2 separate regions of the Homo sapiens genome follow, and region 2 is linked to region 1. The links are chromatin loops, found by intact Hi-C in ENCODE. Cell type or tissue: natural killer cell. All regions are shown on one strand. Each heading gives the region's core, and the rest is flanking DNA. Links, peaks and the distances in the headings are about the cores only. Region 1 has its middle 5.8 kb from the start of TRG-AS1. Region 2 has its middle 71 kb from the start of STARD3NL.

What was found. Hi-C counts contacts between places; a loop is a spot of excess contacts. Peaks named below come from ENCODE experiments on the same cell type or tissue, not always from the same donor. Only the 100,000 strongest peaks of a DNase experiment are listed, where the experiment ranks them.
Region 2: a loop joins it to region 1, with 4 times the contacts of the local background. A loop is called at or near these places in 20 of 110 quality-filtered maps.

Annotation. Positions count from the first base shown.
Region 1 is chr7:38,329,793-38,341,420 of GRCh38, reverse strand. It overlaps TRG, TRGV8, the pseudogene TRGV7 and the pseudogene TRGV6. Among named protein-coding and RNA genes, the nearest start is that of TRG-AS1, 5.8 kb to the left of the region's middle. In natural killer cell, for the core only: CTCF peaks have their summits at 5,406 and 5,608 (motif pointing right); a DNase peak (open chromatin) is centred at 5,650; H3K4me3 peaks cover 3,175 bases; H3K27ac peaks cover 4,545 bases.
Region 2 is chr7:38,101,583-38,113,210 of GRCh38, reverse strand. No RefSeq gene overlaps it. Among named protein-coding and RNA genes, the nearest start is that of STARD3NL, 71 kb to the left of the region's middle. In natural killer cell, for the core only: CTCF peaks have their summits at 5,413, 5,616 (motif pointing left), 6,942 and 7,141 (motif pointing left); DNase peaks (open chromatin) are centred at 5,580 and 7,130.

The DNA.
Region 1 (11,628 bases), core at 2,824-7,823:
GGCCTGAGCAGAGAGGCAGGAGCTCCTCTGCAGGTCCTCCCAGGCACCACCCTTCTGGAAGGAAGGCGTGGGAGTCCCCTAAGACACATCCTCAGTCACTTCTCCCTGCTTGTGACTCAGGAAGACCAGCCTTCCCCACTGCCTTCTGTGCTAGGGATCACTTCCTTGTTGAGTGGGACCTGAGTTTTGAGAGGATCTTCTGCTCCTGTTCATCTGGGCCCTTTCTTTCAAGACCCCAGAGACGAAGGCATGTGGTGGGCCCTAGCCCTGCTTCTAGCTTTCCTGTCTCTTGGTAAGTGTGCTGCCTACAGAGAGGCTCACAGGTTGGGTTTTGTTTTGGATTTTTCTTCTTTAGCAAGGGACGCCATACTAAGGAATACCTCATTATATTTTATGTTGTTCCCATTGCAGCCAGTCAGATATCTACTAACTTGGAAGCGAAAATAAAGTCAGGCACCAGGCAGATGGGGTCATCTGCTGTAATCACCTGTGATCTTCCTGTAGAAAATGCCTTCTACATCCACTGGTACCTACGCCAGGAGGGGAAGGCCCCACAGCATCTTCTGTACTATGACATCTGCAACTCCAGGGATATGTTGGAATCAGGAGTCAGTCAGGAAAGCATGATACTTATGGAAGTAGAAGGATAAGCTGGAAATTTATACCTCCAAAACTAAATGAAAATGCCTCTGGGGTCTATTACTGTGCCACCTAGGACAGGCAGAGTGATTCAGACCTGCTCTACACCACACTGAATATCTGTCTTGTGGCTGCTTCTGGTACACAAGAGAGAGCCGTCCCCTCTCATTTCCTGCCCTGAATTTACTGTATTCTGTACAAAGAGAAACAGCTTAACTCCTGATCTCCCCCCTAATATTACACTCTCCTGTCAGCAGCTGTACCCTGTTCCCCACCCTCCCCCAGGACTTTCCTGAAGACTAAGCTGCCATCTCAGCTAAGCCTCAGCTAAGCAGCCTGGCTGAGAGCAAGGTTTTCTCAGCTCTCCTAGGACATGGGGGAGGCCCACTCACTCTGTTTCTTAGGGTCCAGCTGTGAAGCGAGATATTTTGGACAGCAAATGGGAAGGGTATTTATACTGAATCATGTATCCAATCATGGTCCAGAGATCGCAGCTGAGAGTGCTGCTTACTCCTTATGTCTATAACAATATAGGCAATATTATAAATACCACTAAAACACTAGGCCTAGATATGCAGTTAAACACTCTCTCCCTCTGCCCTCCCTTTTATTCTCTCTCCTTTCTTACTTCCTTGCTTGCTTTTATTATTTTTTCTTCCCTCCCTCCCTCCCTCCCTCTCTCCCTCCCTTCCTTCCTTCCTTTTTTCATTTCTTCCTTCCTTGCTTTTCTCTCTCTTTCTTTCCTTTTTGGGTACATAATCCGAATATTTTTTCAACAAAATCATTTGAAATAATTTTTCTTTACATGTTCATGCCAACATTGATATAGCTAGTTTATTTGTTCAGTTTTCATTTTAAAATTTTAGACATTTGTTGTATTATTTTGTTTTGTTTCATATTTGTTTTGCATATGTAAACTATTTACATGGAACTAAAGTCATAATTTTAACGAAGATGCATTTGGAGATTTTAACTTACATTCTAGATTTCTTTTTCTCTCTCTTTTTTTTTTTTTTTTTTTTTTGAGACGGATTCTCAGTCTGTCACTCAGGCTGGAGTGCAGTGGAGCAATCTCGGCTCACTGCAACCTCCGCCTCCTGGGTTCAAGAGATTCTCCTACCTCAGCCTCCCAAGTAGCTGGGATTTCAGGTGCCCGCCAGCACATCCAGCTAATTTTTGTATTTTTGGTAGAGACAGGGTTTCCTCATGTTGGCCTGGCTGGTCTCGAACTCCTGACCTCAGATGATCCCCCTGCCTCGGCCTCCCTAAGTGCTGGGATTACAGGCATGAGCAACCTCACCAGGCCCCATTCTGGATTTCTCTTTCCTCTTCTCTCCCTGACCCTATAGGTAACAATATTTTTATCAGTTCAGTTGAACTTTTTCACTTTTTCTTATTCAGAACAAGTCTTTCAGTATTACAGAAAAGTCTTTTGTTTGTCATAGTGCAGTATATATTGTTTCTATTTGACCGTCATATTTATATTTTCATTCTGATAAGGTTTTATACATTTTAATCAATCTTTTATCTTCCAGTGTCTAGATTTTGTGTCTTGCCTCTAAAAGTGCATACACTTCATAAGTATGAATAAAGAAGTCCATATCATTTATTTGAATGCTTTTATTCATAGACTATTTAATGATGGCATCTCTGATCTATTGGGAATTTTAATACAATAATTACCGTAGTAATAATAATATGCTAATGATAAACACGGGTACTGACATTCTGGTAGTTACTGTACTAATCACATTGCATGTAAGTTTTATTTAATCTTCACAGAAACCCCATTGAGGGGTTAAAGTACCATTGAATACACCAGATGAGAAATAAAGGGCTTAACTAACATTCCCTAAGTCATATACTTTATTCGATAGCAATTTCAATCCAAGCGCTGGGGTTCAGAAAATGAGATTTGTTAATTCAATTTGCATTTTCTTACCTGTGTGAATGCTAGCATTACTTAACAACTTTGTAGGCCATTTATACTTCTTCTTTTGTCAACTGCCATTTCATACTCTTCGCCTATTCTTCTGTTGGTTATCATTTTTTTCTTATTGGTTTGTAAGAATTAATACACCTCATTTTAGAGATATTGATCCTTTATCAAATGTATTGAAAATATTTCTCGTGGTTTGCTATTATTTTCAGCACCTTTTGGTGAACTGAACTTTGTGTACTACTTTTAATAAAACCTATCAATTTTTCTAAGGGGTCTATTTTGATGTTAGGATCAGAGAGGCAAATCTCACTTACAATATGTGTGCAATTCATCATGGTTAAAGTCTAATGATTTTCTGTTTTCAGTTTTATTACAAGAAAATCTCCATTTGTAGCTGGCAACATAGTAACTTAAGAAGATTTGTTTCTGGCCGGGTGCAGTGGCTCACGCCTGTAATCCCAGCACTTTGGGAGGCTGAGGTGGGTGAATCACGAGATCAGGAGATCCAGACTATCCGGGGTAACACGGTGAAACCCCATCTCTACTAAAAATATAAAAAATTAGCTGGGCATGTTGGCAGGTGCCTGTAGTCCCAGCTACTGAGAAGGCTGAGGCAGGAGAATGGCGTGAACCCAGGAGGCGGAGCTTGCAGTGAGCCGAGATTGTGCCACCGCACTCCAGCCTGGGGGACAGAGAGAGACTCTGTCTCAAAAAAAAAAAAAAAAAAAAATTGTTTCCATATGGTAAGTCAATTCCCAAAAGAGAACTTATTACATAATCCAGTAGTTTCTCAAGGATATTAACGTACAACTTTATCATGTGATAAAATATTACATACACATGGCTCTCTTTCTGGACTTTCCAGTGTGTTCCATGAATCTTTTCATTCTAGTGCCAGTATTGCCGTCTCTTCAGCACTGTAGCTGTATAGTTCTTTTGACATTACAGTGGAGTTACTTTCCTTTATTGCTTTTTTGTTTTAAGGGTGTTCTATGCATTGCAATGTAATGGCAAATCTCTCCCTTCTAATTTTTAAACCGTGAGACATCGGTCCCAGCAAGGATTTTCCAGGCTTCAAGGCACCTGAGCTTCCCTCCTTCACAGTGACCCCAAGAACTCAGCTTTCAGAGCTGCTCCTGCGGCAGCCTCATGTCCTCCACGTGTGCTCCAGAGGCAGAGGGAGACCAACCAGAGCCCCTCCCTTTCTCATTCCCAGCTGTGATGACAGCAGAAACTGAATTCTCTGAGCTAAGCCAATACCACAACCAAGAGGGATGTTGTTCTACATCTTATTAGGAATATTTTAAACATGAATCTAAACATATTTGTTATAGAGGAGGTGAATATCTGTGTATACACTACTGAATGTTCCCAATTATTTTATTCTACTTGTTTTATCACCCATATCTTCATCTATGAATCCAGGTGCACTGCACATATTAGCCTGCTTTCCAAGGATAGAGTTGCCAAATAAAATATGCAATACCCAGGTAAATTGGAAGTTCAGATAAATAACAAATAAGTTTTGAGTTCAAGTATGTACCACATATTGCATATGGCACTGCACCCTGTACTTTTTTTTTTCTTTTTTTGAGACGGAGTCTCACTCTGTTGTCCAGGCTGGAGTGCAATGGCACAATCTCCGCTCACTGCAAGCTCCACCTCCCGGGTTCACAACATTCTCCTGCCTCAGCCTCCTGAGTAGCTGGGACTACAGGTGCCCACCCCCACAACCGGCTAATTTTTTTGTATTTTTAGTAGAGACAGGGTTTCATCGTGTTAGCCAGGATGGTCTCAATCTCCTGACCTCGTGATCTGCCCACCTCGGCCTCCCAAAGTGCTGGGAATACAGGCGTGAGCCAATCTCACACTCCTACTTGATGTGGCCTTTTTACTTGAGAATGAACAGAAATCCTCTAACAAAGAGGTTACAAACACAAGGTCACACACACCCCCTCCTGACCCCCACACACCCATTTACCATTGAGGAGAGTCCATGGCCGACCAACATACCTGATTCTCACTCCTGTTGAGAGGAGGGGCCAGCTGGGCTTCCTGGGTCGAGTAGGGGCTCAGCAAGCTGTGAAACGCACTCATTTCCTGCATCACGACTTACTTCGGTCCTGGATGAATAATATTGAAGATATATGCTTAAAATATTCCGAACACCAGGATTTGTGCATGTGTTTTCTTCCCCATGAAAGCTATGAACAGCGAAAATTTTCCTGTAAGTTTCCCTGTGTTCTCTCTCCCTCTCTTCCTTCCCCCTGCCCCAAAACTAAAGTAAAATAACGTTAACTGCCCGTTTTTCTGTAACCAGCAGACCTTATCTATACTCCCAATTCCAATTCCTTGTAAACATACTTTGTAAAGTCCTGTAAGATCCTGTCTCCTTTGCCATGACGCTGCAAGGTCATAAAGTAGATAAAACCTAAGTTGCAATTCCGGTTTTCCTCAAGATCTAAGACATGTTACAAATGGTTAATTGCCTTTGTTTCTCGCTTTGGTAACATCTTCCCGCCTCAGGTATTTCCCGCCTTGAAGAGTTTAAAAGGCAATCCTATAATCTAACTCTGGCTACCCATTCTGGACCCCCTCCATGCTTTGGAAGCTTTGTACTTTCACTCTGCTCAATAAAGCCTACAGCTTTTTCTCTCTCTCGGTCCGTGTTTCTATCACTCGCTGCGGTCAGCCGCCACACCAATTCTATGGCGTGGCTAGGCAAGAACCTTAGGTGTTACACTGTTAATAAAGCAGGTTCAGGCCTTCTCAGAGTGGCCCTGGGTATTTTGCCTCCAAGTGTCCTTGCGAATGTGAAAAGGAAAGCAGTTGAAAGACCAAATCAAGCTTCCTGACAGGACAAGGCCCTGGAAGCAGCATCAACTGCTGAAACTCTGAAGGGCAGGGTGTGAGCCTGCTGTGGACTGCCCCGTCCTATGGCCCTGGCCAGCTGGCGCCAGGGTCAGCTTTCCCCACATCTGCACTCCCTCTGCTGGAGGCCTGAGCTCTCCATGCCCCTGGCTCTCTTCTGCAGAGGGCCTGCTCTCTGCTGCCACAAGATGGCGCTGGAGAAGGGGCCTGAGCAGAGAGGCAGGAGCTCCTCTGCAGGTCCTCCCAGACACCACCCCTCTGGGAGGAAGGCTGGGGAGTCCCCTAAGACAGATCCTCCATCACTTCTCCCTGCCTGTGACTCAGGAAGACCAGCTCCTCCTACTGCCTTCTGTGCTAGGGAACACTTCCTGTTTGAGTGGGACCTGAGTTTTGAAAGCGTCTTCTGCTCCTCTTCATCTGGTCCCTTTCCTTCCAAGACCCCAGAGAGGAAGGCATGCGGTGGGCCCCAGCCCTGCTTCTAGCTTTCCTGCCTCTTGGTAAGTGTGCTGCCTACAGAGAGGCTGATGGGTTTTATTTTGTTCTGTTTTGTTTTCTCATTTTGCAAGGGGTGCCGTTCTAAGGAGTTCCTCATTATATTTTGTGCTGTTCCCATTGCAGCCAGTCAGAAATCTTCCAACTTGCAAGGGAGAAGGAAGTCAGTCACCAGGCCAGCTGGGTCATCTGCTGTAATCACTTGTGATCTTACTGTAATAAATACCTTCTACATCCACTGGTACCTGCACCAGGCGGGGAAGGCCCCACAGCATCTTCCATACTATGACCCCTACTACTCCAGGGTTGTGTTGGAATCAAGAATCAGTAGAGGAAAGTATTTTACTTATGCAAGCATGAGGAGGAGCTGGAAATTGATACTGCAAAATCTAATTGAAAATGATTCTGGATCTATTACTGTGCCACCTGGGACAGGCACAGTGATTCACACCTGCCCTACACCACACTGAAAATCTGCCTTGTGACTGCTTCTGGTACACAAGATAGACCAGCCCCCTCTCATTTGTTGCCACCGAATTTACTGTATTCTGTACAAAGAGAAACACAGCATAATTCCTGATCTCTCCCCTAATATCACACTCTCCTGGCAGCAGCTGCACCTTGTTCCCCACCCTCCCCCAGGACTTTCCTGAAGACAAGCTGTCATCTTCAGGCCTCAGCCAAGCAGCCTGGCTGAGAGCAAGACTCTCTCAGCTCTCCGAGGACATGGGGGAGGCCCACTCACTCTGCTTCCTCGGACCAACAGGTACACCTAGGGTCCAACTGCGAAGCGAGATATTTTGGACAGCAAATGGGAAGGATATTTATACTGAATCATATATCTAGAGATCACAGCTGAGAGTGTTGCTTATTCTTTATGTCTATAACAATATAAGCAATAGTATAATTACCACTATAACACTAAGCCTAGGTATGCAGTTGAACATTGTCTCCCTCTGCTTTCCTTTTTGTCTCTCTCTCTACTTTCTTGGTTACTTGCTATTTTTCTACACATCCCTTTTTCTGGCCTCCCCTCCCTCCCTCCCTAGCTCCCTCCCTAGCTTGCCTTCCTTCCTTCCTTCCTTCCTTCCTTTCTTCCTCCCTCTCTCCTTCCCTTCCTTACTTCCTTCCTTTCTTTCTTCCTCCCTCTCTCCTTCCCTTCCTTACTTCCTTCCTTTCTTCCTCCCTCCTTCTCTTACTTCCTTCTTTTTTTCCTTTCTTCCTTTTCTCTCTCTTTCTTTCTTTTTTGGGCACACAATCAGAATACAGAATCATTCTCTATATGTTCATGCCAACTTTGATACAGCTAGTTTATTCGTTCAGTTTTCATTTTTATATTTTGGAAATCTGTTGTATTATTTTGATTTGTATATGTAAAACCTTTACATGGAACTGAAGTCAAAATTATAAAACAAGATCAATTTAGAGATTTTAGCTTCCATTCTAGAATTCTCTTTTCTCTTCTGTGTCTCACCCTATAGGTAACAATATCTTTATTAGTTCAGTTGAACTTTTTCACTTTTTCTTATTTATTCAGAAGTCTATCACTATTACAGAAATACCTCTTTTGCTTGTCATATATGTGCAGTATGCATTATTTCTATTTGAATGGCATATTTATGTTTTTGTTCTGATATTCTGTTTTTATACATTTCAATCAATCTTTTAGTTTCTGGTGTCTGGATTTTGTGTCCTACTTGGAAAGGTGAACATACTTCAGAAGTATGCCTAAAGAAATTCATATCATTTCATTAATATTTTATTCATTTATTACTTGATATGATCTATCTGGAATTTTTATACAATAATTACTATAGCAATAATAATAATACTGATGATAAATATGGGTACTGACTTTCCGGTAGTTACTGTACTAAGCACATTACATGTATATTTTATTTAATCTTCACAGAAACCTTATCAACGGGTTTAAGTAACATTGAATATAGCAGATGAGAAAGTGAGGGGTTAACTAACATTCCCTAAGTCATATAGTTTAATTTGATAGCAATTGCAATCCAAGCTCTGGGGTTCAGAAAATGAGATTTGTTCATTCAATTTGCATTTTCTTATCTTTATGAATACTAGCATTATTTTACAATTTTATAGGCCATTTATACTTCTTCTTTTGTGAATTGCCTTTTCATACTGTTTGCCTATCCTTCTGTTGGGGTATTAATTTTTTCTTATTTGTTTGTAAGAATTAATATACACCATTTTCGAGATATTGATCCTTTATCAAACGTGTTGAAAATATTTCTCATCATTTGCTATTATTTATTTTCAGCACCTTTTGGTGAACTGAACTTTGTATATTACTTTTAATAAAATCTATCAATTTTTCTAGGGTCTGTATTATGATGTCAGGCTCAGCGAGACCAATGTCACCTACAATTAGTGTGCAATTCATCATCGTTTAAGTCTGATTTCCTTTTTTCAGTTTTATTACAACTAAATCTCTATTTGTACCTTTTAAGTTAGCAACCCAAGGATATTTGTTTCCATATGGTAAGTCAATTCCCAAAGGAGAACATAGTAAATAATCAAGTATTTCCTTGTGGATATTAACATACAACTTTATGACATGATAAAATATTACATACACGTGGCTCTCTTTCTGGACTTTCCACTGTGTTCCATGAATCTTTTCAGTCTAGTGCCAGTATTGTCCTCTCTTTGTTGTATCTGAATGAGTTAGAGAAAATGCCACACTTTGAGACAAATTAAGATTCCGTTTATTTAGCCGGCGGCCAAGAGACGGCTAATGCTCAAAATTCTCTCGGCCCCGAAGAAAGGGCTAGATTTTCTTTTATACTTTGGTTTGGAAAGGGGAGGGGTGTCTAGTTAAAACAATTTTACAGAAATAAAGTAGGCAAAAAGTTAAAAGGATAAATGGTTACAGGAAAGTAAACAGTTCCAGGTGCAGGGGCTTTAAGACTATTACAAGGTCATAGACTTGGGGCTTTGGGCGTTATCAATCAGATGGATTCCTGGGAATTGCGGATATAGCTTGCCACAGTATCTTATCAGTTAATTGCATTCTTGGATGTGCTGGGAGTCAGCTTGCACAAGTTAAGTCCTTGAGGAAGGGGCTGCCAGTGAAAGAGCCAAGATGGAGTCTGTCTGGCTCTCTTAGCTAAGGGAGAGTCAATTCAGGTGGAAACAAGGCCAGGTGATTAAAGGAAAAGGGAGAGTCTAAAAACAGGGTTAGTAAAAACACGGTTGGGCATTACATCTTCAGCACTGTAGTTTTGTAGTTCATTTTATATTCCAGTGGAGATTGTTTCTCTCATTACTTTTTTGTTTTAAGGATTTTCTGTGCATTCTAATGTGATGGCAGTTCTCTCCCTTCTCATTTTTAAACCATGAGAGTTCTGTCCCAGGCAGGATTTTCCTGGCTCCAAGGCAGGTGAGCTTCCCTCCTTCACAAGGACCCCAATGACTCAGCTTTCAGAGCTCCTCCCCTGGCAGCCTCAAGTCCTGTACGTGTGGTGGAGAGGCAGAGGGAGACCAACTGGAGCCCCCTGCCTTTCTCATTCCCAGCTGTGATGTCAGCAAAAACTGAACTCTCTGAGCTAGGCCAAAACAACAACCAAGAGGGACATTGTTCTACGTTTTATGAATATCTTAAACATGTGTCCAAACTTTTTTTTTTTTTTACCGAAGTGAAAATCTGTGTATGCACTACTGAATTTTCACAATTATTTTACTATACTTGTTTTATCACCTGTATCTCCATCTATGAGTCCAGGTCCACTGCAGACATCAGTCAGCTTTCTGAGGATACGGTTGCTAAGTAAAATATGCAATACTCAGGAAATTTGGACGTTCAGATAAATAACAAGTTTTTAGCTGAAGTATGTCCCAAATATTGCATGACATGGCACCCTGTATTACTTTAAAAAAAAAACTCACACTTCTACTTGAATGAACGGAAATCCTCTAATAAAGAGATCACACACACAGGCATACACTCCCAACACACACACACACACAAACTCACAGAGGATCACACAAACACCCGCCCCACCCCCACACACCCATTTACCTTAGAGGAGAGTCCAAGACCCACCAACATACCTGACCCTCGATCCTGTTAATAAAGCAGGTTCAGGCCCTCTCAGAGTGACCCTGGGTGTTGCCTCTAGTGTCCTTGCAGATGTGAAAAGGATGGTGGTTTAGGGCCCTAATCAGAAGCTTCCCGGCAGAATGAGGGTCTTGCAGTTGCCTTACTTGCTGAAACTCTGAAGTGCTGGGTGTGAACCTGCTGTGAGACTACCCCCTTTAAGGTCTGAGCCTGTTAACTCCAGGGTCAGCTTCCCCCACATCTGCACTCCCTCTGCTGCAGGCCTGAGCTCTCTATGCCCGGAGCTCTCTTCCTTAGAGGGCCTGCTCTCAGCCGCCACAGAGGGCGCTGGAGAACTGGCCTGAGCAGAGAGGCAGAAACTCCTCTGCAGGTCCTCCTAGGCACCACCCAGAGTCCCCTAAGACAGATCCTCAATCACTTATCTCTGCCTGTGAATCAGGAAGACCAGCTCCTCCTACTGTCTTCTGTGTTAGGGATCACTTCCTTGTTGAGTGGGACCTGAGTTTTGAGAGGGTCTTCTGCTCCTCTTCGTCTGGTCCCTTACTTCCAAGACCCCAGAGAGGAAGGCATGCTGTTGGCTCTAGCTCTGCTTCTAGCTTTCCTGCCTCCTGGTAAGAGTGCTGCCTACAGAGAGGCTCACAGGTTTTATTTTGTTTCGTTTTGTTTATTTTCTTCTTTTGCAAGGGATACCATACTAAGAAATGCCTCATTACATTTTGTGTTGTTCCCATTGCAGCCAGTCAGAAATCTTCCAACTTGGAAGGGAGAACAAAGTCAGTCACCAGGCCAACTGGGTCATCAGCTGTAATCACTTGTGATCTTCCTGTAGAAAATGCCGTCTACACCCACTGGTACCTACACCAGGAGGGGAAGGCCCCACAGCGTCTTCTGTACTATGACTCCTACAACTCCAGGGTTGTGTTGGAATCAGGAATCAGTCGAGAAAAGTATCATACTTATGCAAGCACAGGGAAGAGCCTTAAATTTATACTGGAAAATCTAATTGAACGTGACTCTGGGGTCTATTACTGTGCCACCTGGGATAGGCACAGTGATTCAGACCTGTGCTACACCACACTGAAAATCTGCCTTGTGACTACTCCTGGTACACAAGATAGACCAGCCTCATCTCATTTCCTGCCCATGAATTCACTGTATTCTGTACAAAGAGAAACACAGCTTAACTCCTCATCTCTCCCCTAATATCACACTCCCCTGGCGGCAGCTGCACCCTGTTCTCCACCCCACCCTCATGAGTTACCTAAAGACCAAACTACAATCTCCCAGCTGTGTCAGCCAAGCAGCCTTGCTGACAGCAAAGTTCTTTCAGCTCTTCTATGGGCTGGTGGAGACCCATTCCACCTGCTTCCTAAGACAGACAAATTCCTCAAGGACTGGTCTGTAAAGGGATTCATTTAGGAGACTATATGGGAAGACTAGCTTCACTCAAGCATTTATCCAATTATTGTCTATAGGCTAAAATAGTGCTTATTCATTGCTCAGGATAAATGTTGGAATAACAACTTTGCACTTCAGTAAGACATCTAACGTGTATCAGATCTGCTATCTTTTGGACACACTGACATTTTTTTCTACA
Region 2 (11,628 bases), core at 2,825-7,824, 230 kb after region 1:
GGTCTAGATTTAGAAGAGTCATTGCATGGAATAAAAGGGAAATTTTACCATGGGCAAATAAAAGTGAGCAAAGGACATGAGCAAAGGCCATGACTGGCCCCCTTTCTTTTTAAAAATTGATATGCTCTTGGTTTCCAAAACACACTATTTTGTTATTTCTATTCTTATTTCTATAGGTAGGGTCTCTTTCACACATTCTTTGATATGGTTTTGCTGTGTCCCCACCCAGTTTTCAAAAGAAGACATACAAGTGGCCAAAAAAAAATACAAAAATGCTCAACATCACTAATAATCAAAGAAATGCAATTAAAACCACAATGAGATGCCATTTTTACAGCAGTCAGAATGGCTACTATGAAAAAGTCAAAAATAACAGAGGGCAAGGATGAAGAAGAAAGGGAATGCTTATGCACTATTGGTTGGATGTACAACCTCTATGGAAAACGCTATAGAGATTTCTCAAAGAACTGAAAATAGAACAGCCATTTAATTCAGTAATCCCACTACTGAGTATCAACCCAAATAAAAATATATCATTGTATAAAAAAGATATCTGCACTCGTTTGTTTATTGCAGCACTATTCACACAGTAAACTCATGAAATCAATCACATGTCCATCAATGTTTGATAGGATAAAGAAAATGTATTATCTATGCATTCTATACCATGGAATACTACGCAGTTATAAAAAAGGGATGAAATCATGTGTTTTGCAGCAACACAGATGGAACTGAAGGCCATATCCTAAGTGAAATAACTCAGAAACAGTCAAATACTATATGTTCTCATTTATAAGTGGGAGCTACACAATATATCCTGGTAAAAAAACTTCACTTGCACCCCCTAAATCTATTTTTTAAACAGCCAAAAAAATGTGCCAATAGGAGGTACCCACGGCTCTGTGAGGAACAGAAACTCAGAAGTTTAGTTTCATCAATTTGCAGGGTCACTTAACTTTCTCCAGCAGCTCTCAGTTCCTTTTCAGTAGGAAAAGTTGGATTGTTTCTAGTCTTTTGTCCAAAGATCAGATAATATTCGCAGTGAGTGTGTGGCAGCAGGATAAGATGTAGGTAAACTGAGGTACTGGTGAGAAGGGAGACAGATCAATCATCAGGTTCAGGTAGGTTGTAAAGCTACTGGTGAGAGGGCACATACAGTGGGGTGGGGGGAGATGAGGAGTCCAGGAGGGGATGGCTCTGGGGGTAAAGTCAAGGTCAGAGGAAAGAAAATCCTCTGAGAAGAGGAAGGTCAGGAGGTTGTGGTGAGAGTCTGAAACATTGTAATCTAGGATTTCTGGAGCCTAAGCACATTCTTGAGGCCAATATTGAACCAGACTAGTCTTTGAGCATAGAGAGAAGAGGAAGAACAAAATAATTATTTCTATCACAGTTAACTGTATCAATGTCCCAGATCAATACAGGGGGATAAAGCTATGCAGTTCTTATGAACTGACAACTCACAAAACTCAGTGGTGATTCCTGTCTCTTTTATCTTATCATTTAAGGGAAATCTAGTTAAAAGTGGCCATTAATCAGAGCCTGGGAAGTGCTGACTATTTGAAAGGATGGAAAAGATAATTATTAGACATGCCCTCAATCACCACTCAAATATAATGTGACTATGAGCCATCACTGGTGGGAATATTTTCAAGGTGCTTGTACCACAGGAAATATCATATTACATATTTATTTCAATATATTTTAACAAAATGCCATGCAATGGAATAATTTGATACTAGGTGTAATGTTTAAAGATACGTCAAAGAGAGGATGACTTAGCCTAGAGGTTATGAAACACTATGGAAAAAATGGAAATCTTGGGCTGTTCTCATTAACTATTGTGGATAACCACTATATTTCCCAATGTGCAAAGTATGCAAATTGTGGAAGATTCACAAAAATTTTTTCGGAAAGTGGCAACAAGAAAGTAGATAAATGATTTTCCCTCCAGGGCAGATTTTTAGAGTTTACCTTGGTTTTCTGTTGTCCTCTTAATTGTATCACCTACAACTCACATAGAAACTAGAGGATACATACTCAATTTCTGTTTTTGTTACATATCTGTCATTGTTGAAAGCGTCATTAACTTTTTTCATTGCAAAAGGATATGACTTTAGAATCCTGAAGGAGTAAAAACTACGCTGGCATTCTTGGAGCACTTTACAACCTTATTCAGATTTTCTTTTTTTTTTTTAACGTTTGTTTTAGGTTTGAAGCTTAATACCCAATAGTTATTTTTCAGATTTTCTAGCCTCTTTCTACAGAATTGGTGCTCTGACCTTAGGAAAACAAAGGGAAAAGCTTAACAACTGAAACAAGATCCATTGACAATCTAAGCGACTTTTTAATGTATCTTGAACTGGGCTGGTGAAGTTCAGTAATCAGAATGATAAAAACATCGTTTTCTTTGCCTTGCTGGTTTAGAGTGTTTATGTACTCTATGGGTTTAAGTTTTTAAAAAATTCACCCTTGCACTTAAGTTTCCTGTTCCATCAGCAAAATTTAGCTGAATTGGCCTAAAATATGCCTTCTGATAGAACGAGGTATCCTCCAAAGTACTGACCCTAAACTCTGCTGCTAAATCAAGGGTGTATACATTTTCTTAAAAAGACACTGTGTAACCAGTCGCATGTAAATGTTTAATAATTCAGAAATACAAGAGCACAGTCTGCTTTGATTTAGTTCGCAACCTTCCAGCTGCAAAACTGCCTCAAGCAACAATGTAATACAAGTTCCAGCCAACTTAATTTTTTTTAATAAGGGAAAATAAGAGTTAAAAAAGTGCTTCTTAAACCATCTCAGGATCACAGAAGGACAGAAATGAATAGTTGGCTTTGATGAACCCAAAGCGGTGGGATGGTGACAGGAACTGATCGAAAAGCTGGTGACAGACTTCTAGAACCCTTGTCCTCTCGTGCTAATTTATACTACACACACTAAATTTCTTTTAGTTTTTCTAACTCCAAAATTTTAGCCTTGCTCAATTTATTATTTCCAGTTGCCCTTGGACATTTTCAGTTACAGAAATGGATTTAGTCCCAGTGAGCTCCAGGTATGGAACAGATTATGTTAATGAGCTCCAGGTATGGAACAGAAGTTCCATGAGCTCGAGATTATGTAAATTCTGTTCCATACAGAATTCTGTTCCATACAGAATTTACATAATCTGTTCCATACCTGGAGCTCATTGGAACTAAATCTGAATACATCTCTGCTCACCTCAATCCTACTCCAAAGATAACTTGATAAAATTGTTTCCATTCCAAAGAAGGAAGGACATTTAATTAAAGAGGCTTTAAATTGTACATTTCTCTGGTTCTCAGTATAGTCAGGTATTTTTTTTTTTTTTTTTTTGTAGAACCCCGTGGGAAATTCTTTCACTGAGACAGAGCTGTTGGGCACAGTGAGCACTGAGGCAGACATGTTATTTCTGAAGGAAAATCCTCTCCTCAGATCTTTCAGAAAGGGAGAGAGAGCTTTAATGTTTGTCTTGTGGTTCTGTTTTGCTTTACTGCACTTCGTAATAAACACTCTGGTTGAAAGACCAAGTTCTGATGAAGTGGCACAAAACTGCATGTCATCCCATAGCCTTAGAAAACAAGGTCTCTGTGTTTTTATTTGTTTTTATTTTAAGCATACCATAATGTGGGATCCCATAACAATCTTTGAGAATTGAACTATAACAACACACAACTGATGTTTGGATTGCCTATAAACCACAATAGAATAGCCACGATGCCAGCAACTTTCCTTCCTTTACTTCAGCCAAGCATTTTAAAAGCTGTATCCTGGAATTGTAATGTAGAGTGGCATTGATTTCTGGGGTACAAATGGTTTTAGAAGAAAATGACTGATTAGTTCTAATGCAGCATAAGGTGCCTTAGACAGAGATTTTAGCTATTTTTACACCGAGTAACTAACCGCACAATTGAGGCCAAATCATCTGGAGCCCTCCATTTAACAGATGGGAAGGTTGATATTGAAGGCAATGAGCTTCCTTACCTGTAAATGAAGAAAACTCAAAAGCTTGAATGTGATGATCTATTAGACCTTTCTATAATTCTAAACTTTTTCTTTTTGCTTTGGGAGGGGTTCCATGACTGATATAAAAAAATGATTGCTGAATACCCTCCATTTTAGAAATAAATGACTTCTCAGGAAATCTTTTTTTAATTAATAGGAAAATTAATAAATTAATAATAGGTACTAACAAAAAATTATTTGCTTGACTAATTACCTCTAGAACTGATTGGGAAGAAAGGATGTGCAAGTCTACTTCCCGGAAGATCTTGGAGACTAGGATACAGGCACATCTCATGACCATGCGAGAGAGTAGTCAGATTCCTAATGGTAACCATGAAGCAAGGCTCAGGAGTTAGGCAGTATGTACTTATCACTTGTTGCCATTGATATTCACTAAGACACCTTTCCCTCTCCTGCAGAGGGCCAGAGCTGCTGTGGTGGTTTCAGAAAAATAAGAACCAAGCCTTGAGAATGGGCTGCTTACAGGCTGGTGGGAAGTCAGCTGGGAAGCACCAGAAGATGATGCATAGTTTATTTCCACTCTGACTTTGGATTAGTTGTGAACAGCTCTCTCTGATTAGTTGAGAATTTACTATATGTCCATATTAATGTATGTCCAGAACAAATTGGACAATTCGTCAAGAGCTTGGTCATTTCATGATCCTGAAATCCATGTTCAGTTAGCATTTTTTTCATGTATATTCTTCATCTCAAATCTCCACTTACAGATACAGAAATATTTCCCTGAGAAAGAACATTGCTATAGAGTGAAATTATATGAGAAACATCTTTTACTGAATTGGAAACTTTATTTAACTATCATTTCTTGTTCACTTGCACACACCCCTAGCTCTATAACAAACGATAAGGACACCAATTATTTTTTAAGAAGGAATTTGTAGATTATTCTCTTGGGATTCAGCTGCTGAGGATGCTTCACCCAGTTCACAGCCAAGTCTATGAAACCAAAATACACAGCTTTAATCCATCCAAGGTGATTGACTCCATGCAGAGTAATTCTCTAGGTAGTAGAGAACTTTCAGGCATTAATATTATAGCCTGTGTTTGCAACAAGGTCAGGTGTTGCCATAAAGGAACGTTAATTACTCTTTCTTGGATGAAAAAAATGGATGGCTGTTGAGGCAGAGGGATGGAGAGGAAGTTCTTTCACTGTGGGGGATGATTAAAGAAGGTGGGAGGGACGAGAGGTAATCCTGGGCAATTGCATGGCTAAGACTGAAAATCCCTCCAAATTCAGCTGCCCCGGGGGATCTTATAAAAATGGCTTTATATGTAAACTTGAATCATGTCTTAATTATAAGACTGAAGTTGTGGGTGGACCAAGCCTACAATGGCACAAAAGTATCATAGTCGAAAGTGCTACCAAGGAGACATTTCTTATCCCTGTGGAGAAACTACCACAGACAAGAGATGGATGACAGTGGTGCTTGTGGGTCATTAAAGCATTCCTCTGTTGTATTCACCAACCACAGCATGGCCTGGTACTCAGCAACAATACTGTACAGCAGGGACCATACCTGGGTGGCTATGTTCCCTGTGTTTCAACAGCGACACCGTGTGGCAGCAATTATAAAGAAGAGTGGCTTTCATCACTGACAGAGCAGGTGTTCTGCTTCTCTTTCAGGATGAAATTTAAGCATCCCTGGGATATTTGAAGTTATCCTAGGAAAGATAATCCTAGGGAGAGAAGGGAACAAATGACTGTAATCCAAATAGGCCATGCCACTATCTGAAAGGGACCCTTTTCTTCCCTCCTCTTCAAAAAGAAGATAAAGAAATATCTATTTTCTTCCATCAGGAATTATCTCTTCACTCAACAGAGAAAACCAGGATTCATCAATCTGAGGGCACAGAAAGAACCAGTATGAATGGCAAAGCAATTCTACAACTCCAAACTCCAACGCCAACCCTATTCCTCAAATAATCTCTTTGCAATAAGGGCCTTGGAGTCAAAGCTAAAAGCTTAAGCTTTGCCTCAGATCTACCTGGGATTAAGCCCAGGTATGCCACTTTCTATCTATGACTTTGGAAAAGTTATTCAACTTTGGGCCTCACTTTTTCTATCTGTGGGATGAGAAGGAAACACTACACCTCATAGAGAGATTTTGAGAACCTAATGCATTGATCCACATATATATATATATTTTTAAACTCTTGTCTCCTAGGCTGGAGTGCAGTGGTGTGATCTCAGCTCACTGCAACCTCTGCCTCCCAGGTTCAAGTGATTCTCCTGCCTCAGCCTCCAGAGTAGCTGGGATTACAGACGTGCGCCACAATGCCTGGTTAAGTTTTGTATTTTTAGTCAAGATGGGGTTTGGCCGTGTTGGCAAGGCTGGTCTCAAACTCCTGACCTCAAGTGATTCACCTGCCTTGGCCTCCCAAAGTGCTGGGATTACAGGCATGAGCCACTGCACCTGGCCCTGACCCGTATAGAGTTTTTAAACCAGTGCTGGATCCAGTAAACTGACATTTGCTGGATGCATTTGTACTTTTATCTTTTAATAGTGTCTGGCTGTTTACTTTGCTCTTGGGTCCTCCCTTATTTTCCTTAATTCAAGATTTTTGTATCATTCTGTAACCAGGTCTTGATTCTTGTATGATTTATTCTGTTTTAACTTTACATCTGCATTTCTGAAAGGCACTCCAATGTGAAATTATATTTTTGTTAGTGTTTTAGAATAAATGGTCATTGCTCAAAAGTTCTGGTGAAACTATAATGCAAGGGTCACCAAGTTGAATACCTGCAGGGGCCAAGCAGGGATATAATCAATTAAAGCACATAAGAAGCGAAGAAGCAGCAGGGCCTGATATGAAGAGTGCATTTTCCCTCTGTGGGAGCAGCCTTGTCCCATCAAGTGATTGTTGGCAGGTGGAGAAAGACCTAGTATTGCCAAGTCTTCTATTTGTCAAGAAAAGCAAGAAAGACAATTTTATAGGGTAAAATTCTCTAATCTTAAATATTGACCAGTCATCCAAATGTTTGAAAACACAATGGGCCAATCAAAGCATATTTGTGAGCCACGTCCAGGCCCTGCCAATTTGCAGCCTCTGCATCACTTTCCCAGGGAGATACAACTTTGGGTGAATGCCACCTAGTGGTAAGAATTGTAATTAAGAGACAAATAAGAAACAAATGCTTTACAATGTATGATTCCAATGCGAAGTATGAAATGGTGACGGTTGTCTTTTAATCTTTTCTTAAGTAATTAGCCATGAATGCCAGTGGAGTCCATTAGCGTTAACATCTTTAATCACAAACAGTGGTGCCATACTGTATTTCACTCTCATGACCCAAGTGGCTACAGAAGGGCTGTCCGGTAGTGCATCCATAAGATCTCTTATATTCCAGTCTACGGTTTCTGGGGCTTCTGGTTTTTTGTTTGTTTGTTTGTTTTTGTTTTTGTTTTGTTTTTTTTTGTTTTGAGACTGAGTCTGTCTCTGTCACCCAGGCTGGAGTGCAGTGGTGCGATCTCGGCTCACTGCAACCTCTGCCTCCCAGGTTCAAGTTGATTCTCTGCCTCAGCCTCCCGAGTAGCTGGGATTACAGGCTCACGCCACCATGCCCGGCTAATTTTTGTATTTTTGGTAGAGACGAGATTTAACCATGTTGGTCAGGCTGGTCTTGAACTTCTGACCTTGTGATACTCCCATCTTGGCCTCCCAAAGTCTTGGGATTACAGGCGGGAGCCACCGCACCCGGCTGGGATTCTGTTTTTTAAAACTCTGGATCGTCTGCTATTGGGAACTACTCTCCCAAAGCTATGTTCTAATTTTTACCTTGTCTAGAACTGATGTAAAGTGGGGATGAGGGAAACGGAAAGAAATCGTGGAGTTAATGATGGGTGAGAGAATCAAAAACAACTTACGTACTACCTTTGTTCAATTCCTTTTCCTTTACCTATGCTAGCTCTTGAGGCTGAGTTTTCTTGTAACATCATCTATCTTAGTTTATTTCTTTGTATATATATTTTTTGCTTATCCATAAGGCACAAGATTATGGTCTTCTAATAAACCAGAGGTCAGCAAATATGGCCTGGTGCCTGTTTTTTGAATAAATTTTTATTAGCGCACAACCATGCTCATTTGTTTACATACTGTCTGTATATGCTTTCTTACTAGAATCACAGAGTTAGGTAGTTTTAAGTTACGACTTATAAAGCCTAAAATGTTTACTGTCTGGCCCTTTACAAAAAGAAATTGCCAGCCCCTGCAATATGATTTTTTTAAAAACAGTTTGCATAGTAATCTTTTCCTATCCTTTTGCTTGTAGTCTTTTGGTATACCCATGTTTTAAGTGTGTCTTCTTTAAACAAAATATTGCTGAATTTTATTTAATCCAATCTTAATTTGTATTCAACTGGCCAATTCAGTTAAACTAGTATATTCAGGTTTTTTTTTTTGCCATCCTATTTTGTGGTTTTAAGTAATATTGCTTTCCTTCATACTTCATTTTTTTTCTTTTCAAAGTTTTAGTAGTTTTTTTGGGCAAAAATTCATATCACCCAATAATATTTTGAAGGGTTTATATTTCATTTCTATTATTTGAATAAATAGTCTCCAACATTTAATGTGTACACATGACTTTGCAAAGTTCAGTGTTACCTTTATCCTTCACCTAGAAACTACAGATTCTTAGAAGACTTAAGTAACATATTGCCTCAGATCTAACATATTATTATTTCCCTATTTTAGTTCTGACTTATTTTTATATTCATGAAACAATTTGTAAATAATAATTTTAATATTTTATATGGTCAATTGTTGTTGATGTTGACCCTAGTGTTTCTCAGTCCCGTTTTTACCACTGTTTCTTACTTCTTTGCTCTTCCTTTAGGTTGCATTTCTTTTTTCTGGAAGCACATCTTTTAAAAGATATTTACATGAAGGTCTACCAGATATGAAATTGGAGTTCTAGAAAGGGAGAAGATGAGGATGGGGAAGAAACAATATTTCAAGAAGAAATCTCTCAAGAATTTGCCAAGTCTGACCCAAAACATCAAGCAGTTGATTTAAGAAGTGTATAAGCCCAAGCTGGGTAAATACAATGAAAACCACACTTTGGCACACCAGAGTCAAACTGAGGGAAATCAAAACAATAATAAAACATTGAAAATACACATTACCTTCAAGCAACTACAATAAGATAAATAGCTAATTTCCTAAAACAAATTATGGAAGCCAGAAAACAATTTAATGACATCTTTAATGATAAAATTACTGCCAGTTTACAATTCTCTGCCAACTAAAAATTTACTCTGGAATTGAAGGTGAAATAAAGATATTTCTAGACAAAATAAGCCTGAGAGGTTTCATCATTGACAAATATTACAGTAGGTACTACAGAATTCTTCAGGCAGAAGGAAAATGATCAAGAAAGAAATACAGAAATGGAGGAGGGAAAAGCAAGTCAGTGATGTTGGTAAATACATGGACACATTTAAAATATTAATTATAAAATAATATTTTGTGATATTTACAATATATGTTGAATTAAAATGCATGACAACAATAACATAAAAAGCTAATGGGGGTTAATAGAATTAAAAAGTATAACACTTTCTCATTGCCTATAAAGTGATAAGTATGCAGGTCTAAATATATCTAAAACAGCTCTTTCGATAGATATAAAAATATAAGATATAACTTAATTGGCAACATTTTTCTTCTGCCCAGAAGTATAGGAAACAATGGTACGTTTTACAACTGATTGCATCAATAAATTATGATTCAGAAAGTTTGCTACATAAAGTGATGACATAAAAAAATATAAAGTGCTCCTTCTTTATTCTGGACTTGGAGCTTGCTATCTATTGCTAAACACCAGTTATATTGCAACCTTTGGAAAGGATAAGTAACCATTACATCAAGCATCAAGTAATGGATTCCTCTATTTCCATTCTCCCATTTTTTTCAGATGTATGAATCTTACCTACACACAGCAGCAGAGCAGCTGGAATGAAATACTAGTGTGCATAGGATAATAATATTCTGTAATTCATATCCTTGATAGAATATCCTGTAACTTTGTTGAGAAATTTGTCACACTTCTATTTTAAAGTCCAGTTTCTGTTCAATTCTGTCCCATTGAGCGGTAAGCATCGATTGTGAGGGAGAGTCTAGTTTGTAAACTATATCCAGTGGCTGGGATTACATCTGTTCATAATTATATAGATCTGCCTGCACAAAGTGGCAAAAGGAAAACCATGAATGATACCTACAGGATCTCAATGACATAATGAATATGCTATATCTGCAGTGCAAGATAGGTTGTGTAGCAAGCCAGTTCCTTTGGACCCAAACATATTGCTATCACAGAGGAAAGGCTTGGGGCATAAACCTAATAGTTTTGGTTTTCTACAGTCTCAATCTAATGTTTCATTCCTCTGTCCTTGCTTATTTTATCCTCATTAGGTTCACACAGAGTTTAAATTTATTCTCCACCCAAAAACCCACAGGAATCAAGCAAATGTGTTTTGACGGATTTCTGTAGTTTCCTTTTAGAACCAGATGTTGGACAGCAGCCATCTTAGAAAAAACACTTGCTAGATGAGGCAGGTTAAAAAGGGAAGGAAATTTGAAAAAGAAATCAATTGAAAAAAAAGTTGTTTAGCATATTCATATATAAGAAATTCAATTAGATACCATATATTAATATTTCAAAGATTTGAAGCATATAATCACTGGAAGCAACACGGAGTTCCACTTACCAAGGTCAGCCTGGCCACAGCCGCTGATGGATGCCCAATCTGCCAGCAGTAGCAACCAGCACTGAGTCCTTGAAATGGCATCATTCTCCAGGTGCACTGTGCATCAGAGAAAAGGAAATAATCAGACCTTTTGAACATTACTGAATACTGGCTTTGAATTGACATTAATTCTAAGAGAACCAAAAGTCACTGTAGTCCACCAGTCAGAGTAGGGGCTTGTAGAGGTCAGGTGATCAGTGGGGTTTAGCTCAGATCGACTCCACAGTGGGCTGAGTGGAACTCTCCCTCCATCCTGTGGTAATTTCCACAATTCTAGAATGCTTAATTTGAATAGTCACATTGAGTAAGTGGCAGAATTCCCAGCAATTCTTATATGTTAGTGGCATCAGAATTGCTAGGAGGGTTTGTTCAAACACAGATTGCTATGTTTCTGATTCTATAGGTCAGGAGTGGTATCCAGGAATTGCATTTCTAACAAGTTCTGAAATGATACTGATGTTGCTGGTATAGGTGTCACTCTTTAAGGAAGACTTATTTAAGCCATGGGACCAATTAAATATTTTACTTTTGTGTTAATTTCTTGCCATAAGTATATGAGACTACAGAGATGCTATTCGGAATATAAGTGATGAGATTATTTGAGTCCTATATCTGTAGATGCAAGAGTGATGAGGGCAATTTAAAAAATTCAGGAACTAAGATTCACATATTCTTGTTAAGAGAGTATCAGTAAATTTAAAATAAATGCAAGGTCTTTCACCCCTCTTATTTTCTTCTGCAATATGAAGTGCCTCTGAAGTCAGATGAACTAGGAATAAAAATTTTTTAAAAATAGTAAATTAAAAAATATTTTCAATAAGATTTTGATTAAAAAACT